2 separate regions of the Homo sapiens genome follow, and region 1 is linked to region 2. Evidence: chromatin loops called from intact Hi-C (ENCODE). Cell type or tissue: heart right ventricle. All regions are shown on one strand. Each heading gives the region's core, and the rest is flanking DNA. Links, peaks and the distances in the headings are about the cores only.

What was found. Peaks named below come from ENCODE experiments on the same cell type or tissue, not always from the same donor. Only the 100,000 strongest peaks of a DNase experiment are listed, where the experiment ranks them.
Region 1: it touches region 2 in a loop (2.5-fold over the local background); 4 of 110 quality-filtered maps call a loop at or near these places.

The regions. Positions count from the first base shown.
Region 1 is chr11:17,958,950-17,969,379 of GRCh38, forward strand. It overlaps SERGEF (secretion regulating guanine nucleotide exchange factor), which reads right to left. Exons shown (of 11, transcript NM_012139.4): 9 at 521-687. Among named protein-coding and RNA genes, the nearest start is that of SERGEF, 49 kb to the right of the region's middle. In heart right ventricle, for the core only: no CTCF peak of the experiment used is centred there; no DNase peak of the experiment used is centred there.
Region 2 is chr11:17,858,312-17,868,741 of GRCh38, forward strand. The region is part of intron 10 of SERGEF (secretion regulating guanine nucleotide exchange factor); the gene reads right to left. It overlaps LOC124902642 (a long non-coding RNA gene), which reads right to left and starts at 8,570. Exons shown (of 2, transcript XR_007062610.1): 1 at 8,480-8,570; 2 at 1-5,471. RefSeq lists an enhancer at 9,009-9,510. In heart right ventricle, for the core only: a CTCF peak has its summit at 6,286; no DNase peak of the experiment used is centred there.

The sequences.
Region 1 (10,430 bases), core at 1,094-9,093, 100 kb after region 2:
CCTCTGCCTCCTGAGTTCAAGCAATTCTCCTGCCTCAGCCTCCCAAGTAGCTGGGACTACAGGTGTGTGCCACCACGCCCAGCTAATTTTTGTATTTTTAGTAGAGACGGGGTTTCACCATGTTAGCCAGGCTGGTCTCGAACTCCTGACGTCAGGCAGTTCGCCCACCTCGGCCTCCCAAAGTGCTGGGATTACAGGCGTGAGCCACCGTGCCTGGCCAGCCTTGTCATTTTCTAAGCCTAGGCCAATCTCTGTACCCTGAATTCATTTCTTGCTCTTCACAGTAGATCCAAAGTACTTTGAACCTCCAAGGAACTACACAAAGTCTGCCTTGCAGTACAGTTATCTGGGTGACTGACTTTTGACCACATTAAAGCATGAGCTCCTTAGGGCAAGGACCTCTTCTGATTCCTACATGGTACCTATCCATAACGCCTGGCACACAGTAGGCCCTCAGTAAATGATTCACTGAAAGACAAGAAAAAGGGACAGATTACATCTGTGAGAAGTCACTTCCTACCTCAGTTGCTCCAGTTAAGCAATGCGGAGACGAAGGCATGCTGTTCGGTGGTCTTGAACAGGGGAGAAATGAATCTTGCTTTTCTAGTTTCCAGCCTTCATAAGTCTCCAACTTCCTCCCTAGCTGACCATAGTCTGCTCGGCCCCAGGTAAACATCTTGCCAGTTTCTAAAAACAAATATTATTTGAATTAAGACTACATTCCACAGCTGTGCTCTCATGGGTAGGCAATGAATTACAAGAGAAAGTGTGACATTTATTTTAGTACCACCTACCAGGAGCCTTCCTATCTTCCTGTAAAGAAGGCACATGCACTCATATTTTTACAGATGTGGAAACTAAGGTTCAGAGAGGTTAAATGACTTGCCCAAGATCAAATAAGCTGTGAGTACCAGAGCTGGATTCAAGCAGAGATTCATTCTAAAGTTTCTGCTCTTGCATGTTATATAGATATGAATATGACTACGGATATACTTCAACCATGCTTTATGGCCTTCCATTCCCTCCCTTCCCCACACACTCCTTGTGCTTTGCCCAGATGCCTGTTCTCAGGCTCTCCTCTCCCCCACCCAACCCAGGGCCCCATTTAGCCACCTTGAAGTTCTCCACTCCACAATCTCTTAGGGCCTAGCTCAATGAATGGCCAGCTTCATTTGCTCTCCCCTCCTTGTAACATAAAGGGACCTTTCAGAATCTATGCTCTTACCCAAAGGAGCAATTCTAACAATCCTAAGGCAAGTGTTTATGTGTGCTAGAGGGAAGGGAGTGAGAGAAGAAAAAAAAAATGGCAAAACCATTTGGAGCCAGAAAAGCATTTAGTCCCCCAGATGCACCACATGGGAAGCTGGCCAGTGCTAAAAATGACAAAAGAAAATGAGATTTGCAAAAGGAGAAATGGACTTTCTTCTCCTAGATAAGAGAAAATTCACCAAATTCATTCAGTTGTACCAAGTGCCACATTTGTTATTTCAACAGAAATGCAAAATCTGATGAGCCATAGATTATTAACAGATTCTCTGCAATAAATATGCATAACCATGTGCGTTGTATAAATTCTTTATACATGTTTATTTTAACAAAGAAAAACTTTGCTTTAGAGACAAAACACAGAGCAGTGCATATTAAATTCTAGACAAATCTACTACTGCATACTTTGTGTTTGGTATCAAAGCTTCATCTGGCCCCACATTCAACATATGGTTTATAGTGTCAGCTAAAAAAATAACCATAGATTCATGGGGAAATGTCAGAATATTGCAGTGATACAAGGCTCTGCAGGGAAACAGTTCTCAGCATCAGCCTGCTAGCAGACACTAAGGTAGATACCAAGCAGTTTACAGGAATCTGACTTTTGGGCTTCCTCAAAGAGGGAACAAAGTCTGCGTAGCTCACAGGGTATTTGGGGTACCTCGTATATTATGAGAGCTGGGAGTAGGTCCATTCAAATGTACTCCTTCATGGCTCTTTGTGTGCTGTTCCTTTTGCTAAGAATGACCTCTCCTTAGCTGGTAAACTATGGCTCCACCGTTGGAGTCCAGCACATGTACCACTAGTTCTATGAAACCTTTCTTGACTCCCCAGCTCTCCCCAGAAAGGGTGAAAGTCACCCTCCTGTGAGCCACCTTTATCATTGTACTCATCCACTACTATGCCGCCATTTGGCAGGTGAAAAAAATTAAGGTTCAGAGAAGTGACTAGCCCAGGGTCACACAGCTAAGCCACATCCCTTTCTACTAGCCCATGGTATTACTCTGCATTGGTTATTAAGCACTAGTCACTGCATAATCACTCAACACTCTTCCTTCACTTCTGCAAGATTAGCCTCTTAAAAACCCATGTGCCCAGGACCCATAGGGCATCCAAAACTGGCAAATTGTCCCTCTACCTGAGCTGGCTAGGATTTCTAACCAGATTGCTCAGCAGGAGATTCCCAAGAAACCAGGGGATGAGACTGTTGCTGCTTAAATGACCGTTCCTCTGCTGGGAAAAACTAGGAAGTTGTTATCTCTAAGACTACAGAAATAATTTTACCAGAAATCACGCATTGAATCCTTTCTTTCACATGAAGTAAAACATCTTAGAGCTTTCCTGTTATTGATTATTGAAGTCAAAGACAGGCAAGACTGGCAGAATATGGTGCCACCATTATTATATCCCCAATAGCAATTCAGCCATTCCACTTACAGAGCACTTTTCACCTTCAAAGCACTTTACAAAGATTAACTAATTAATCCTCATACTCTCTGCGGAGGCCATAGACATTCTGGTTAAGACAAGTCCAGAAACCAGGCTGACTTAACGTTCAGTCTTTAGTCTCAAGCCTAAATTTAACACACTCTGAACTTGTCTATTTCTCCTCAAAATAAACTCTGCATCAGAAGGCTCACCCAGGACAGAAGAGACCCTTTTATTTTTCCTTTTCTTTTAAACAGACATTTACTGACCTCTTCCCAGGTACCCAGTACATTCATTGACGCTGGCTCAATCCTCACAATAATGCTATGGCATATAGAGTATTAAGCTTATTTTACAGATGAGGTTAAATGATGAGAGTTAAATGATTTGGTTGAGTTCAATCAACAACCAAATAGTCGAATCAAGATTTAAACCTGTGTCTTCTGACTCCAGGGCCAGTGGTATCTCCAATGATTGCACAGCTGCTGTCCCAAACTGACAAAACTTGGCTGATGAAATAGCCATTTTTACAATGTTTGAGGAAGACGAAAACCCAGATTAAATGGATATGCTCTGTGTACCATCCAGCTTTCCTCACTAGAATAATCTTCTTCCCAGGAGCCCATGTAGAACTCAGGACTGTAAGTGCTGAAATAAAGGCATAAACACATGGATGATGATTTTATGTCATCTGGAGTAAAAAAAAAACAATGAATCCACATATAAAAAATGCTCATTAATACACTGTAGATGAATGTCTGCATCAAGCTGATGCGTGCTGTCAAATCCAGGGAGATTCAAATCACAAATTTAACAAACGTATCTTCTCCTTAAAGGATTATATATTACTATGATTAAAAAAAATAGATACACTAATGTCATCCAAAAAGTATAGGTATGTGTCTCCAGGTAAATGATAAATGACAGAGATGACAAAATAGCTCAAAACGAAGTCAGCAAGTGCAACACAATTTATAAGGCATGTCCATGTAAGAATTAGCACAGAGAAATAACTACAGAGCCAAGAAGTATAGACTGCAAAAGATATCAACGTACCACAGAAAACGACAGAGGCCAAATGAGAAGTATGGAGAAAGAACACCTAAGGGGTCTGGAACTAGAATTGTCCTGGCAGGCTTGAGGGAACAAGAGGCATTTAAGGTGAACTTCTGGATAAGAAAAGAAAATGGGAGACCAAGGGAGGATATTGCAGGAGCAGCGTGAGGGGATGAGCAAAGATACGAAAATCAAAAGGCGGCCAGGCACAGTGGCTCACGCCTGTAATCCCAGCACTTTGGGAGGCCAAGGTGGGAGGATCACCTGAGGTCAAGAGTTTGAGACCAGCCTGACCAACATGGTGAAACCCCGTCTCTACTAAAAATACAAAAATTAGCTGAGTGTGGTGGCCCACGACCGTAGTCCCAGCTACTGGGGAGGCTGAGGTGGGAGAATCACTTGAACCTGGGAGGCAGAGGTTGCAGTGAGCCGAGATGGCACCATTGCACTCCAGCCTGGGCAACAGAGGGAGACTCTGTTTCAAAAAAAAAAAAAAAAAAAAAAAAAGTCAAAAGGCAGGAGAGTGAATAAGGGTCACAAGAGAAGGAGACTAGAAAGGGAGTCAAGATTGCCAGGCTGGGGCCAGCCACAGAGAAGTGCCATGGCTGGATCTGGATCTCACCCTCCAGACCAGGGATCCCTAAACTTGGTTGCTTACTATTAGTAAAAAAAAAAAAAAAAAAAAAAAAAAAAAAATTTTTTTTTTGACACAGAGTCTTACTGCATTATCCAGGCTGGAGTGCAGTGGCATGATCTTGGCTCACTGTAACCTCCACCTCCTGGATTCAAGCAATTCTCCCGCCTCAGCCTCCTGAGTAGCTGGGAGTACAGTCATGCACCACCATCCGGCCAATTTTTGTATTTTTAGTAGAGACAGGGTTTTGCCATGTTGGCCAGGCTGGACTTGAACTCCTGACCTCAAGTGATCTGCCTGCCTCAGCCTCCCAAAGTGCTGGGATTACAGGTGTGAGCCAACACGCCTGACGTCTATTAGTAAAATATTTTTTAACACATCACCGATATATGTACATTAATTTATTTATTAAAGTATGTACATTAAATTACATTTATTAAAGTAAGTACATTCTCTGTACAGTATCCTGCTTATTCTTGCAACAACCCTGTGAGTTAGGCACTTTTACCATCCCCATGTTACTGACAGGGAACAAGGTACTTACCCAAAGTCACAGAGGTAGCAAGTGAAAAGAGAAGAAAAGAAAGAAACAACAACAATAACACAAGCCTAGGATGCATCAAGGCCTAAACTAGAATAGAAGTCATAGGAAAACAAAGAAGAAAGAATTTACAGGGCTTGGCACCCCATTAGATGTGATTTTAAAAGGAAAGGAGAGGAAATAAACACCATTCTGAGATTTCAGGATTTCAAGGTGAGTAGGAAGATGATGAAGGTGTAGAGATGCTACATCAAGGGTCCCGCTAATGGGAATCATAAAATGTTATTTCATTACCAAATTATTTAACTCTCCTGGGGCGTTTGGCAAACATGTTATCAAATAGTCAAATATAAATGAAAGGGGAGAGAGTAAGGAGAAAGACTACTAGATGCAAACCACAGAGAGCAGGGGATACTCTGTGGGTAGGGTGGGTGGATGATGAATATTCAAGAGGCCAACTTCCTTTACCATCCATCAAGGGCTGCAGGTGCTGCAGCCATAGCTATAGGTACAATGAGAAGTAGCTCCAGGGATGTCTGAGCTCTTCAGGGAAGAGAAATTTCTACCCTGTTCTAGGGAAGGGAGTCCTATAGGTGATAGAAAGATAGATTAGAGGATCATCCATATTTTCTTGACAGTATCTGTCCAAAAAGGGAATATAATGTCACTGAAGATAGCAAAATGGAGTCAGCAAACTGAGGTGGATGTTATAAAAAGAAAATCCATGGGTAAGACAGAGAAAAGGTCACATGACCTCTTCAGTCCCTCTCAACTCTAATATTCCAGGATGTTACAAGGTCTTCTAGAATATACTCATGAAAAGGAGGAAGCTCTCTACCTATAGGTTTGTTATATTTATGATTCACCTGTTTACAAATACAAGCACCAGTTACTCTCTGGGTTATTCATTCTGTGTCCTTAGAAGGTTAAGAACCTGACTTCTGTAACTCATCCTTCATTCTGCCATGTGGACAGAGACTTTATAAAAAGGACATTTGATGATAATACCCAGGGACTAGTCAAACACAGAACTAACTGACCAAGAATCACCTAGCATCATCTTCCTGTACAAGGAGCAGGAAACAGGCAAGGAGAGAGCTCAGAGCACAGGTGCTGGAAGCAGTCACACCACACTCCTTTCTGTATAGCATGTGCCATGCTGCTCCTCCACAAGGCCTCTGATATGGTTTGGCTGTGTCCCCACCCAAATCTCATCTTGAACTGTAATCCCCATAATCCCCACATGTTGTGGGAGGGACCTGGTGGGAGGTAATTGAATCATGGGGTCAGTTTCCCCCATGCTGTTCTCATGATAGTGAGTTCTCATGAGATCTGATAGTTTTGTAAGTGTCTGGCATTTCCCCTGCTGGCTCTCATTCTCTCTGCTGCCGCCCTATGAAGGGGTGCCTTCTGTCATGATTGTAAGTTTCCTGAGGCCTCCCCAGCCATGCAGGAACTGTGAGTCAATTAAACCTCTTTTCTTTATAAATTACCCAGTTTCAGGCATTTCTTCACAGCAGCGTGAGAACAGACTAATACAGCCTCCATACTGGTTCCCTTTGTCCCCAGCTATCTCTACTACCCTGACCCCATTCACCTAGTCAACTCCTACTCATCTTCAACTCTGCCCACTACTCAACTCAGATCAGGTTCCTCTGTGCAACAATCTCAGAGGACCATGTTCCTCATCCTGGGAGCATTTACCTCAGTTTATAAATGCACACTCATTAGGACTGTTTAATTAATGTGTGCCTCCTCTTCCAGAGAGCCAGCTCCATGACACTGGGGACTGGCTATTTCACTCATTCTTGTGTCCTAGAATAATGCCCAACACAAAGTAGGCACTCAATAAATATCTGCTGCCTGAATGAACAATAGAATAAATGAATCCAACCACCTCCCTACCTATCAACCTACCTACCTCTCACTCACCACTACTGAAAACTACCATTCACTAGCTCCATAATCTTGAGCAAACTACTCAACAGCTCTAAGTCTTATCTGCAGAATGAAAACAAAAGCATCTCCCTTGCAGCATTGCTGCAAGGATACTTTTCCATAAAGCCTATGGCACATACTAACTAGTGAATGGCCATTACTACTACTATTCTCCCAAACTGAACAACACAGCCTTATTAAGGATTTCCATGGTTCCACACAGCATTTCTACCACTTTGTTAAATCTTCTCAGCCAATTCCCACCTACCAAAGTGTTAGGGTCAATGCCTCTAATGATAATCAAAAAAGAGAAAGAACATTGAAAGCTCTATCATGGAATTTTGATTTTTTTTTTAAGATTCAAGCATAGTGGCTTGCACATCAGAAGCCTCTAATGTACGAGACAAAACAAATTAATTAAAGGTAGGAAAAAGAAATGAGTAAAAGGAACAACGGAGAAGAAAGATGAAGCAAGATTCAGTTGGAAAAGAGAAGAGAGGAAGCTTCAACTCAAGACTCGTAAGACTTGAATTAAGATTCAGGCCTAATCCTGGCTTCTCTTCTAGGCTGCATGGCCTTGAACAGGTCCCTTCTGCTTTAGGCACCCAGTTTTCCCATCTATAAAATGAGAGAACCGCAACAGATGACCTCTTGGATACCTCCCTGATCTACATTTTAATTATGATGCCTAAAAATCTTCAGTATTAAAATGACTGGTATACAATTTAATTTTATTGTCACCTTTGGAATATTTAGTCTGACCACTGTCCAAAAATAAAGCATGCACTCTAATATCAAAGACTACTCATATAGTTCCTAGCGTAAATAAACATTAAAACTTGACTGTATAGTTTGTTATTTTTTAGTAAAATGTCACAAGTTTCCAAAGTCGTATCATAAACAATATCACATAATAAAAGGTTTGGAATTTTTTTAAGTTAATACAGAAATAAGATTTCCAAATACAGGCTGCCTAACTAAAAAGGGGAGAAAAAAGCCCGCAAAGAGAATGAACAAAAGTTGAAAGGTTGGGGAGAATTTATTTATTGAGAGCTGACTCTGTATAAAACTGCTTTAGGCACTATCATTAAGTTACATAATTAAATCAACCCTGAATGATTATTGTGAATCCCATTTTACAGATTAAGAAACAGACCACAGAGGTTAAATGACTTGTCCAAGATCACATAGCTAGTAAGTGGCACAGCTGCAATAATAACAATAATAATTGCTAATATTTTGAGGGCTATTTCATGCTAAACTCTTCATATGGATTATCCCTTTTAATCCACAGAAATACCCTGAGTAGGCATTATAATCCTCAAATTATAGATGAAAATATTAACGCATAGAGAGAGGTTATGTCTCTGGCTCAGAGCCAGCAGCTTTCAATGGCAAAGCTAGGATGGGACCCAGGGGCCTGGCAACCAGAGTCAGTGCCCTCAGTCATTGTCCTGCAGGGGATGCACAGGTCTGTCTGACCTCAGCTCCACTTTTCACGTGGTCACACTGGCTCTTCAAAAGTGAACATTCGCAAGGACTTCCTGAGGTTGTTCAGAGTCACAGGGACACACACGTGGGCTGGAGGCACAGAGAGAGCCCAGCTGATGAGTGAGTGAGCTTCATCCATCCTTGACCTATATGGCAAAGGTCAGATTCCCAAAACATAGAAGTATTCCACACAGCTGCTCCATTTTCACCACTGACTTTATTAGCTACCAAATCGGGGGCAGCAGTGATAGAAGTGAAGACAGACTGCACCCTGAGGAACACCAAGACTGAGTGCAGAACTATCTACAACATGTGGTTAGGGTTTTCCAGAGAAAAGCAAGAAGGAGTCAGGCTGGTTTCTTCCTCCAGGCTAGGGAAGAGCATGGCAGGAAGCCCCAGTCCTAGTTTGTTCAGTAGCTCCCTTGCCTCTCTCAAAGCACCTACATTCTCTCAATGTTGGATGACTGCTCCTTTGTCAAAAGCATATTCATATTCCTCCTTCCTGGGCCTTAGGGCCATGCTCTGCCCCCAGCTCACAATGCTGGTCAGCCTGCAACACCTGTCAGCCTGCAATGCTGGTCAGCCTGTCTGTCCCACTTATGGAATCCTACTCCCCCTTCAGGGCCTAGCTTAAATGCTGCTGCCTCCCTAAAGCACCCTATTATCCCCTGGTCAGAATAAGCCACCTCTTCCTTTAGGAGCCACTGGCATGGTGCTTGTACCTCTGTTTCAACAACTTTCTATCCCTCCAAACATAGGGTTATTTGACTGCATATCTTAGTTTGCCCACTGAAGGGTGAAGAACAATGATCTTTTCTTATTCTCTCAGTATTCCCCACAGCACCTAACACAGAGCCTGACCCAGAGGTGGTGTTCAGTGTTTGTTGAACAGTAGGAATTGTAGGTATTGCTGTTACCACCAAGGATATCAGAGACCATCTAAACCTACTCTCCAAAGAGAAAACAAAACTAAGGAAAACAAATAATTTTCCAAGTCACACAGCCTATATAGATAGAAACAGATCCAGGCATTCACAATATTGAGCAAATAGTTATTGAGCACTTTCTATACACCAGGTGCTGTCCTAGGTGCTAGGGGCTACTGCACTGAACAGAACACATAAAACTTAATCCTAGCACTTTTGTAGGCCAAAGTGGGAGGATCACTTGAGCCTTGAGTTTGATCGCTTGAGTTTGAGACCAACCTGGGCAACACAGCAAGATCCTGTCTCTACAAACAATTTAAAAAAAACTAGTTGAACAGGTAGTGCACACCTGTAGTCCTAGCTATTCCAGAGGCTGAGGTGGAAAGATTGCTTAAGCCTAGGAATTCAAGGTTGCAGGGAGCTATGACCATGCTACTGCACTCCAGCCTGAGTGACAGAACAAGAACCTGTCTCTAATTTAAAAAAAAAAAAAAGACAAAACTCCCTCCCATCATGGAGCTTAAATCTAATGAGGGGAAAGACAGACAACAACAACAACAAAACATTACCTATGGCAAATGACGTTAATTGCTACAGAGAAATAAAAAGTAGGGAAAGGAGACAGGCAGTGCTGGGGAGGGAGATGGAGGCCCAGGACCAGTGTCCAGCTCCCATCTTCCTTTGTGAGCTTCTCCTCTACAGCACATCACCTTTCCTAATGGAAGAACCTTAAACTTACAAGTCCCAGCCAACTCAAGCAGAGGCAATGAAACTTGCTCAAGCAACCTCTCAAGCCTATGATGAAAAGGCAGGCAATAAACATAAATGCACTTTGTAAACTCTTAAATGCTAGTGTTAATAACATTATGACTATCACTCTCTAAAGCCAGTTTACAAAGAACCAACATGAGAGGCTGGACCACGAGTCCCTGCTCTGAGATGTGCCGGCTGAGGTCTTGGTTTTCCTGTTCCTCCAGGGTCCAGCAGCACATCACACTGCTAGTTACACCTAGAAGCTGCTTGGCAACCTGAGAAAAATCCCTGATTGAGGCCAGTGACTCTACAGATGTTTCCCAACTCATTTCACATTCAAACTCTAAAGCTTCTTCACACAGTTTTAGATTCTTATTAATAACATTTTAAAATGCAG
Region 2 (10,430 bases), core at 1,357-9,356:
CAGAGGGTGGGAGTGAGGATCAGAATGAAACAAATGGGTTAAGTGAGTAAGTGACAGTCTATGTAAAGGATGATGGGACTCCCCCCAGCCCCCTTCCGGCATCCTGCTCCAGAAAGTCAACAACTAAGCATATACACCCCAAGACAGAAGATTAGGGGAAAAGTTCATAAATATTGATCTCTGGAAGTTTACCAATGGAAAAGCTTCCCCAACTCATCAGTCCAAACATCTTACAAGGAAGTCAGCAGCCAGTGCATCCTCCCCATGCCCACAGAGTCTCATGTAGTATCTCTTTTCAATATAAACAGCCAGCTAAAGATCATCAGATCTTTAGAGAGGAAAACCTCTGTATCAGTTAGAATCTCAGCAGAAGACCACATCAAACTGGACAGCAGGTGAGAGTTTAATAAAGGAACCATTTACAGAGGTATGGACAATGTTTATATTCCAGGACTACTAGATAAAACTAGAGCTCTACCACCTCTAAGCCTGAAGAAGTAAGGGAAAGGAGTGGTTACCCTTGGAGAGGGTGAATTGGAGAGGGTGAAGTTAAGGAGAGGGACACCAGACTGGAATCCCTGATAGAGGGATGCAGCCATGGCAGGTAAGCAGGGAGAAGCTAGGAGAATAAATACCCTGACCTCGTTGTTTTTCAGTCCTGAGATCTGCCGTTCCTCTCATTAGCTGAACCCAACCAGAAGCCAGAGGGCCAGTTGATGCAGGCCATAGAGAGGCCATCCTCCCTAGGGATATATGGAGTGTGAAAAAAGGTGGATAATGCATCTACAGGGCAAACAAAAAACATAAAGCACAGTCTCCAGTGTGAAAGACAGAACCCAAAACAAAGAAATAGAAAATTAAAAATTGGAAAAAAACAGAGTCAAGGCAGAGAAGAAAACATTTGTTTAAACTCTATAATTAATATCCATAGAAAAATGATAGATGATATGGCAATATAAACAAGAACAGAAAACTATTTTAAAGGATTAAAAATAAGAAAGAACCTTAGAAATTAAAAATAATAGCTGAATAAAAGTTCCATTAGAAAAGTTGGAAGATCAAGTCAAAAAATTTTCTCACAAAGTGGTAAGAAAAGTAAAAACATGCCCAAGAGGAAAGAAAAGATAAGAAAATTAGGAGTCAGGAAATTCAATATACATTCAATAGAAGTCCCTGAAAGACAGAACAAAGAAAAATAAGGAAAAAATTGTAAAACAATTTCAAGAAAGATTTCCCAGAACTGGCAGGCCTAAGCCTCTGGACTGAGAAGGCTCAATAAATACCAGAACAATGAATAAAGAAGATACATATCAAGGCATGTCATCATAAAATTTCAAAACACTGAAGTAAAGAGAAGTTCCTAAGAATTTCAAGGAAAAAAAAATGGCAACGTACAAAGAAACAGGAATTAGAAAAAGCAGCAGACTTCTCAATAGTAACATTAGATGCTAGAGGACAATGGGAAATGCATGCAAAAGTCAGAATGAAAAAAATTGCCAACCTAGATTTCTACAAACAGTGAAAGTGTCAATCAAATGTGAAAATAGAGTAAGTATATTTTCAGAATTTCAAAGAACCAAAAAATTTATCTTCAACTCCTCTTTTCCGGGAAAGGTACTGAGTCCTGTGCCCCACCAAAATGAGACTAATCTAAAGAAGAAGGAAGATAGGGAACAGGGATTTAACACAGGGAAATGGTATAGAGAAGTCATCACGTAACCACGGTGCAGGCCTAGAGTAACCATTTCAGAGTGGAACAGAAAGGCTGAACCCCAGAGTGGCATGTGGTGAAAGTGGGGGTGGGGAGACTGCTGAAAGAGTTGACGTCTTTGACCATGTTGCAAAGCGTGTAAGAGGTGTTTTATAGATGTTTTGGAGGCATTTGGGAACAATTAGTAATTGGTATATAGAAAGTCAGTTAAAGGAAGGGGAAAATAAACAGGCAAGTTTAACTCCAGGAAAAGAAAAGTATAGCATAGGAACCATATCATGATATATTACTTGGCTTAGCAGTGAGAACAGTATTTACACTACTCATAATAATAGACTAATGACTTAACTACACGTGAGGATGGAGGGAAGGGAAATGAAGGTGGTGGTATAAGATAATTAAATTTTTATTTATAAGAAAGCAACAGATAAAATTTATTTTAAAATTGATATCTTAAATAGACATTTAGTTTAGAAATATAGAGATAGACACCCCAAAATAATTCAAAATGGTTGGCTCCGGAAATTGGACAAAAGAGTGGGAAAAGGTGAGGCAGAAATTGCCATTACTAAGCCTTTTAGTATTTAGAAAATTTTTAAACTATGTACATACACTATTTTGTAATAAACAAAAGGTAATCTAATTTAAGAGTGCATGCTCCAGAATCAGATAACCTAGCTCAAATCCTGGTTTCATCAAATATGAGTTTAAGATCTTAATAGGTTTAGCTTTTCTGAGCCTCATTTTCCTCATCTGTAGAACAGGGTTATATGTTAAGAATACAGAAGCGTATGTAAGATACACACACAGTGGATGTAACAGTGTGTAAGAGCTTAGTGAGACAGTGTAAGAGTTGAGTCCGGCACTTGGCATACAGTAAGTTCCCTGAGGAGCAAGAAGGGATCATCATGAGATGGTCAGATCACCTCAGCTTTGTTTCAAGAGTGAAGGCTAAACCCTCTCCACCCTAACACCCACAATAATCAGGTAGCAAGCAGTGAGGGAAAGGGCCATTTCCTATGTCCTCTCACTTCATCCACAAGGCTTAGCTTCATATTGTGTACCCAGGAAGAACATTTCCAGTAATGCATGTCTGTGGCATTGACTTAAGAATAGAGGAGCAAGAGAGATGACAAAGAGGGCCATATGGGAAGCAAGGCGAAACACCAGAAAGAGCACTGAAGTGAGTCAGAGGAAACAGAAACAGACATTCTGAGCACCTACTCTGTGCCAAGAGCTTTTCCATAAACCACATAATTCGCTCCAATGATACACACATACAGAAGCTATTATTATCTCAGTCTTTAAGGATGAGAAACCCACAGTTTAGAGAGGGTGGCAATCTTGCCCGTGGTCAGATATCAAGATATTAAGCAGCAGAACTGGAAATGGAACCCATGACTTAACAACTCCAAGGCCTCATGCCCCTTACACTACATTATGCTGCTTGGGGCAAATCATGCAATCCTTCTGAGATTCCATTTCCCCACTGTACAGTAGGGATTGTACTTTCTCTGAGAACTTCAGAGTTACTGTAAGAATGAAAAGAGTTGGTGAGTCAAAGAGCCTGATACACTATGAAGCAGTGAGCACACATGAGGACCTACTGACACATGCATGCGTGCCGCAAGGGCTACACTGTGGAGCTTCCTAAGTCAGCTGTTTGGCTTGGTTGTCATGGGAAGAGAAAAGGGCTGGCTTTGGCCTAGGCCTGGAGTTGCCAACTAGAATGGGGCAGAATCTGGATAAAGGAGTCTGATGGGGATTCTAGAGCCACAGTCAGACTGTAAATCATGACATCCCCTATCCAATAGGTCGGTAGCATCTTGTCTCGCTAAAAAGCAAAAACTTACCAAATTAATATCTTACAAAGCCACAAGATTGAAACCACTGCCATTCCTCCCAGGTTTCTCTGTTGAACAGTACTAGCTTCTAAAAATAGATCAAATCAAGTCATTTCTCTGCTTTAAAACCTTTCCTGCACCTTTACCCCACAGGATGAAGTTCTAGTTCCTTAGCCTGACATTAAAGCTTTTACGATCTGAACGTAGCCATCACTGTAGCCTTGTCTCCCACTGCTCTGCTCCCCTCCAGAGGCCCTCATTTCCCCCAGTTTGCCATGCCTTCTCCATACTTTTGTTCATGTTGATCATATTCCCTGGAATACCTTTCTCTTCTTCATACTCATCCGTTAAGACCCACTTCAAGGATCATCTCTTCTAAGAAGCATTCCCTAACCCCATGTTAGGATGAAGGTGTGAATTTACAGCTAAACAAAACAGCCTCAAAGTGAGAGAGCTAGTAGAGACCTCAAAGATTATCTTACTCAATTCTCCTATTTTATCCATAAAGAAAAGGAGGCCTGTAGAAGGAAAGTGGCCTGCCCAAGGTGTCAGCAGCTTGTCTAGTACTCAGGTATTCTGTCCCAGTACTCTTCCTATTGCATGGTACAGCTTCTTAATAAATGAATTCATGAATGGACAAATAGGCAAACCGAATGTTGCTAAAGCACTGCCCAGGGACAGCACGGTGAATGAATAGTCATAGCTGTTCTACATTTAAGGGCTTTAGGTGCACCAAGGAGGAACAGAGGATTCCAGAGGCAAGAGGCAGCAGGGACAGCAGTCATAGGACAGGTGATACAGAGGGGCACTAGCATAAGCTGAGGCCTGTGGATGCGGAGAGGCAATACTGTGAGTCTGAGTTTTGCAGATACGATGGTGCTGCCCAGGCTCAGGAAGCTAGTGCCTGTCTAAGGAAGGACAGAGCAGGCTCATGGGCTGGACTGCCTGGCCATTGTCAAAGCTGCCCAATGTCACATGTGGTTGTCCCCTAGTTGCTATGCTATGGTAGATAAGACAAAAGGATGGGGGCTGGTCTCTGCCCCTACAAACAAGTACCATCAGTAATGCTAGCTCTGCTGTTGCTTTTTCCTGTCTTCCAAAGCCACATGCATATTAAAAGTTCAGTTTATGCTGCTTGATATGCTAATTAACCTAAGTCAAACCTCTGCAGGGAGCAGCACAAGAAGCGGCAAGTGCAGACCTTGCAGTCAGCAGACCTTAGTTTGAATTCTGGGCTCTACTTCTTTGAGTTCTCATCTGAAAAACGGGGACAATTTCTATCTACTTTCTACCCTGCATGGTGATAACTAAGTGAGATGATATATGCAAAATGTTCAGAATAGTGTCAGCACTTTGTACTTAACTACATCACTTCAGTTTTACTCTGTAAAAAGGTATTATCCTTTAACGAAAAAAAAGTTTTATCTGCTATAATTGTCAACTTCTGAAGAATCTTCCTAAATAACCCACGATAGTTCTACACTGTCTAAACAATAAAGTCAATGCCTTTCAGCATGCTGTTGGAGACCTGGTCCTAAGCTGTTTTGCTGGCTGACCACTTGTCCCTCAACCATTCACACTTTAGAGCCTTCTTTCCCTTTGCTCATGCTTATCCCTCAGCACAGAATGCTGCTCTTTACCCTTCCTCCACTGAGGAGCCACTTCTTCCATAAGGATTTCCAAAATCAATCATTCTTACCTCTTCATTCTTTCTCCTAGTTCTTATCATGGTCTGCTTTGTATTCATTCATTCATTCATTCATTCATTCAGTATTTAAGTCCAAAGTATGGCCAAATTTAATTCCCATAGCTCTCTTTCCCACTAAATGTGAGTTCCATGAATGTGAATTCCATGAATGTTGTATTCCTCCACAGCATCCATAACACTACATGGCACATCATCAGACACTAGTAAGCTGAAAGGAGAGAATGAGAAAATATTGCATATAATGTTCATTGAGTATTTAACAAACACATGAAGCACCTATTGCATGCATGGCAAGTATAGATGGTCTGAGTCTATGAAGATGTTAAACACAGTTTGTGGACATGAAGACAGACTTTGAGAGTTGCAGAAGACTTTAGAAATTGTCTAGTCCAGCTCCCACATTTCCCAGATGGGGATTCTAGAGGCCCAGAGAAGGAGAGTAACTGCCTAGGATAACACAGAGAGTTATCACCATAACTCTAGTTATGGTGCACAGTGGAAGGCTGTCTCTAACTTGCTCTAATTTTTTGTATTTTCCTCTTTGAGTTCACATTAGATTTACTTTCGCAAGGCCTCAAGCCTCTTGAGTAACTGTAAACAAGTGCAGTGGGTCACAAATGCAGTTTCTACTACTGTAAGCAACCCTAAAAAGGACCAGAGCATTGTGCTAAACAGGTGGTCAACCTTGTGCCTAAAATGGCCAGCATGAAAGAGTAATTTAGCAAGTATGGGAGCCTCCTCAACAGCCTGGCACCCTCACCTGTGGTGTCATATAGAATGACTCCTGTGGAGTGATATAAATGTCGCTTCTTTAGGAACAGTGAAAAATCCACCTTGATTGAGAGGTAAAAAGTTACATCTTGGGATTTGAAGCTATGCCTTGAAAATGTATGACTTAACAGAAATGTGACTTGAGCAATAAGCAAGATTCTGTAAAAAAAACACTCTGTATTTATTGTGAAACATCTTTCTTAAATGTAAAAGGTTTATCATGTTTCTGGCCTGTTGGAGAGGAAAATATGGTGCCCCAAGCGGCCAGGTGTGGTAGTGGCAACGAATATATCAGTTCCAGGGCTGAGAAAGGCAAGATCTGGGACAGAGCACTGGTAACCAAGAGAGCTAAAAAACTGTTGCTCTGCCTTTAGCTGCTGTCTCCCTGTCTGGCAAACAGCTCAGGCAACCACTTGAGAAAGCCCCTTGAGAACCAGGCACCATCTCCTTCTGAATAGCACAAGCTAAACTTGAGTGCTAGTCCCAGCTCTGCTACTGACCAGCTGTGCAATTTTGGGTAATGCCTTAGGACTGCTCTCGTAGCAACAGGACCCAGGAAGGCAGCCAAAGAATTCAATAAACAGTTTTGAGATAACTGATCAGCCATTTAAAAAATTGTGAGGCTGAATGCACACCTGACTTATACCAGGATAAATTCCATATGGATCGAAGATTTAGATGCCAAAAATAAAACCATAAAAATATAGTCATGCTATTTTGTTGACCAAAACATCACCAAGTTTCGGTCAACAACTGGACCATATATACAATGGTAGTCCCATAAGATTATAAGGGAGCTGAAAAAATTCCTATTGCCTACTGCCATAGTAGCTGTGATAATGTTGTAACACAACACATTACTCACATGTTTGTGATGATGCTGGTGTAAACAAACCTACTGTGCTTCTAGTCATATAAAAGTCTACCACATACAATTATGTACAGTATGTAATAATACTTGATAAATAAATGACTATGTTACTGGTTTGTGTATTTACTATACTATACTTTTTATTGTTATTTTGGAGTGTATTCCTTCTACTTATCTTTTTTTTAAGTTAACTGTAAAAATACCTCCTAAAAGGCAGGTCCTTCAGGAGATATTACAGAAGAAGGCATTGTTACCATTGGAGATGATGGCTCCATACATGCCTCTGAAGACCTTCCAGTGAGACAAGATGTGGAGGTGAAAGACAGTGATATTGATAATTCTGACCCCGTACAGGCCTGAGCTAATGTGTGTGTTTGTGTTTTAAACAAAAAAGTTTAAAAAGCAAAATAATAATAATAATAATTTAAGAAATAGAAAATAGCTTATAAAATATATTAAAAAATATTTTTGTACTGTGTACAATGTGTTTTAAGCTGTGTTATTACAAGAGTAAAAAAGTTTTTTAAAGTTCATAAAGCAACATGTTATAGTAAGCTATGGTTAATTTACGTTTGAAGAAAGAGATTTTTTGTGTGTAATTCAGTGTAGCCTAAGTGCACAGTATTTACAGCCTAAGTGTATAGTGTTTATAAAGGCTACAGTAGTATATAATAATGTCCTGGGCCTTCATATTCACTCATCACTCACTCACTGACTCACCCAGAACAACTTCCAGTCCTGAAAGCTCCATTCATAGTAAATGCCGTATACAGATGTATCATCTTTAATCTTTTGTACCATATTTTGCCTGAGAAAGGCAAGACCTGGGACAGAGCACTGGTAACCAATAGAACTAAAAAACTGTTGCTCTGCCTTTAGCTGCTGTCTCCCTGTCTGGCAAACAGCTCAAGCAACCACTTGAGAAAGCCCCTTGAGAATCAGGCACCATCTCCTTCTGAATAGCACAAGCTAGACTTGAGTGCTAGTCCCAGCTCTGCTACTGACCAGCTGTGCAATTTTGGGTAATGCCTTACGGCTGCTCTGGTAGCAACAGGACCCAGGAAGGCAGCCAAAGAACTCCATAAATAGTTTTCAGATAACTGATCAGCCATTGTGTTACAATTGCCTACAGTATTCAGTACAGTAACATGCTGTCCAGGTTTATAGCCCAGGAGCAACAGGCTAAACCATATAGCCTAGGTGTGTACTAGGCTATACCATCTAGGTTTGTTAAGTACACTTTATATTGCTTATGACAAAATCATCTAATGACACATTTCTCAGAACATATCCCCCCTTTTTGAGAGAGAGGGAGTCTTGCTCTGTCACCCAGGCTGGAGTCCAGTGGCAGGATCTTGGCTCGCTACAACCTCCGCCTCCCTGGTTCAAACAATTCTTGTGCCTCAGCCTCCCAAGTAACTGGGATTACAGGCATGTGCCACTAAGCCCAGCTAATTTTTTTGTATTTTTAGTAGAGACGCGGTTTCACCATTTTATTAGTCTGTTTTAACACTGTTAATAAAGACAACCCAAGACTGGGTAATTTATAAAAGAAAGAGATTTAATGGACTTACAGTTCCATGTGGTTGGGGAGGCCTCACAATCGTGGCAGAAGACAAGGAGAAGCAAGTCACATCTTACACTGATGGTGGCAGGCAAAGAGAGAGCTTGTGCAGAGAAACTCCCCTTTTTAAAACCATCAGATCTCGTGAGACTTATTCACTATCACAAGAGCAGCACAGGAAAGACCTGCCTCCGTGATTCCATTACCTCCCACTGTGTCTCTCCTACAACACATGGGAATTCAAGATGAGATCTGGGACACAGCCAAACCATATCATTCTGCCCCTGGCCCCTCCTAAATCTCATGTCCTCACATTTCAAAACCAATCATGTTTTCTTAACAGTGTCCTAAAGTCTTAATTCATTTCAGCATTAACTCAAAAGTCCACAGTCCAAAGTCTCATATGAGACAAGGCAAGTCCCTTCTGCCTATGAGCCTGTAAAATCAAAAGTAAGTTAGTTGCTTCTTAGATACAATGGGGGTACAGGCTTTGGGTAAATATAGCCATTCAAAATGGGAGAAATTGGCCAAAACAAAGGGGCCACAGGCCCCATGCAAGTCCAAAATCCAGTAGCGTAGTCAAATCTTAAAGTTCCAAAATGATCTCCATTGCCTCCATGTCTCACAGCCAGGTCATGCTGATGTTAACAGGTGGGTTCCCATGGTCTTGGGCAGCTCTGCCCCTGTGGTTTTGCAGGGTACAGCCTCCTTCCTAGCTGCTTTCATGGGTTGGCACTGAGTGTCTGTGGCTTTTGCAGGTGCACAGCTGTCAGTGGATCTACCATTCTGGGGCCTGGAGGATAGTGGCCCTCTTCTCACCGCTCCACTAGGCAGTGCCCCAGTAGGGAGTCTGTGTCGGGGCTCTGACCCCACATTTCCCTTCCACACTGCTCTAGCAGAAGTTCTCCATGAAGGCCCCACCACTGTAGCAAAATTTTGTCTGGGCATCCAGGAATTTCCATACATCTTCTGAAACCTAGGCAGAGGTTCCCAAACCCCAATTCTTGACTTTGGTGCACTCGCAGGCTCGACACCATGTGGAAGCTGCCAAGGCTTGAGGCTTGTACCCACTGAAGCCACGGCCAGGGCTCTACATTGGCCCCTTTCAGCCACAACTGGAGTGGCTGGGACACAGGGCACCAAGTCCCTAGGCTGCATACAGTAGGGGCACCCTGGACCCAGCCCAGAAAACCGTCTTTTCCTTCTAGGCCTCTGGGTCTGTGATAAGAGGGGCTGCCATCAAGACCCCTGACATGCCCTGGAGACATTTTCCCTATTGTCTTGGGGATTAACATTTGGCTCCTTGTTACTTATGCAAATTTCTGCAACTGGCTTGAATTTCTCTTTAGAAAAATGGGATTTTCTTTTCTATCACATCATCAGGCTGTAAATTTTCTGAAACTTTATGCTCTGTTTCCCTTTTAAAACTGAACGCCTTTAACAGTGCCCAAGTCACCTGTTGAATGCTTTGCTGCTTAGAAATTTCTTCCACCACATACCCTAAATCATTTCTCTCAAGTTCAAAGTTCCACAAATCTCTAGGGCAGAGGCAAAATGCCACCAGTCTCTTTGTTAAAACACAACAAGGATCACCTTTACTCCAGTTCCCAACAAGTTCCTCATCTCCATCTTAGACCACCTGAGTCTGGATTCCATTGTCCATATCATTATCAGTATTTTGATCAAAGTCACTCAACAAGTCTCTAGGGGGCTCCAAACTTTCCCACATTTTCCTGTCTTCTTCTGATCCCTCCAGACTGTTCCAACCTCTGTCTGTTACCCAGTTCCAAAGTCGCACCCACATTTTCGGGTATCTTTTCAGCAGCACCCTACTCCTGGTATCAATTTACTGTATTAGTCCATTTTCATGCTGCTAATAAAGACATACCTGAGACTGGGCAATTTACGAAATAAAGAGATTTAATGGACTTACAGTTCCACATGGCAGGGGAGGCCTCACA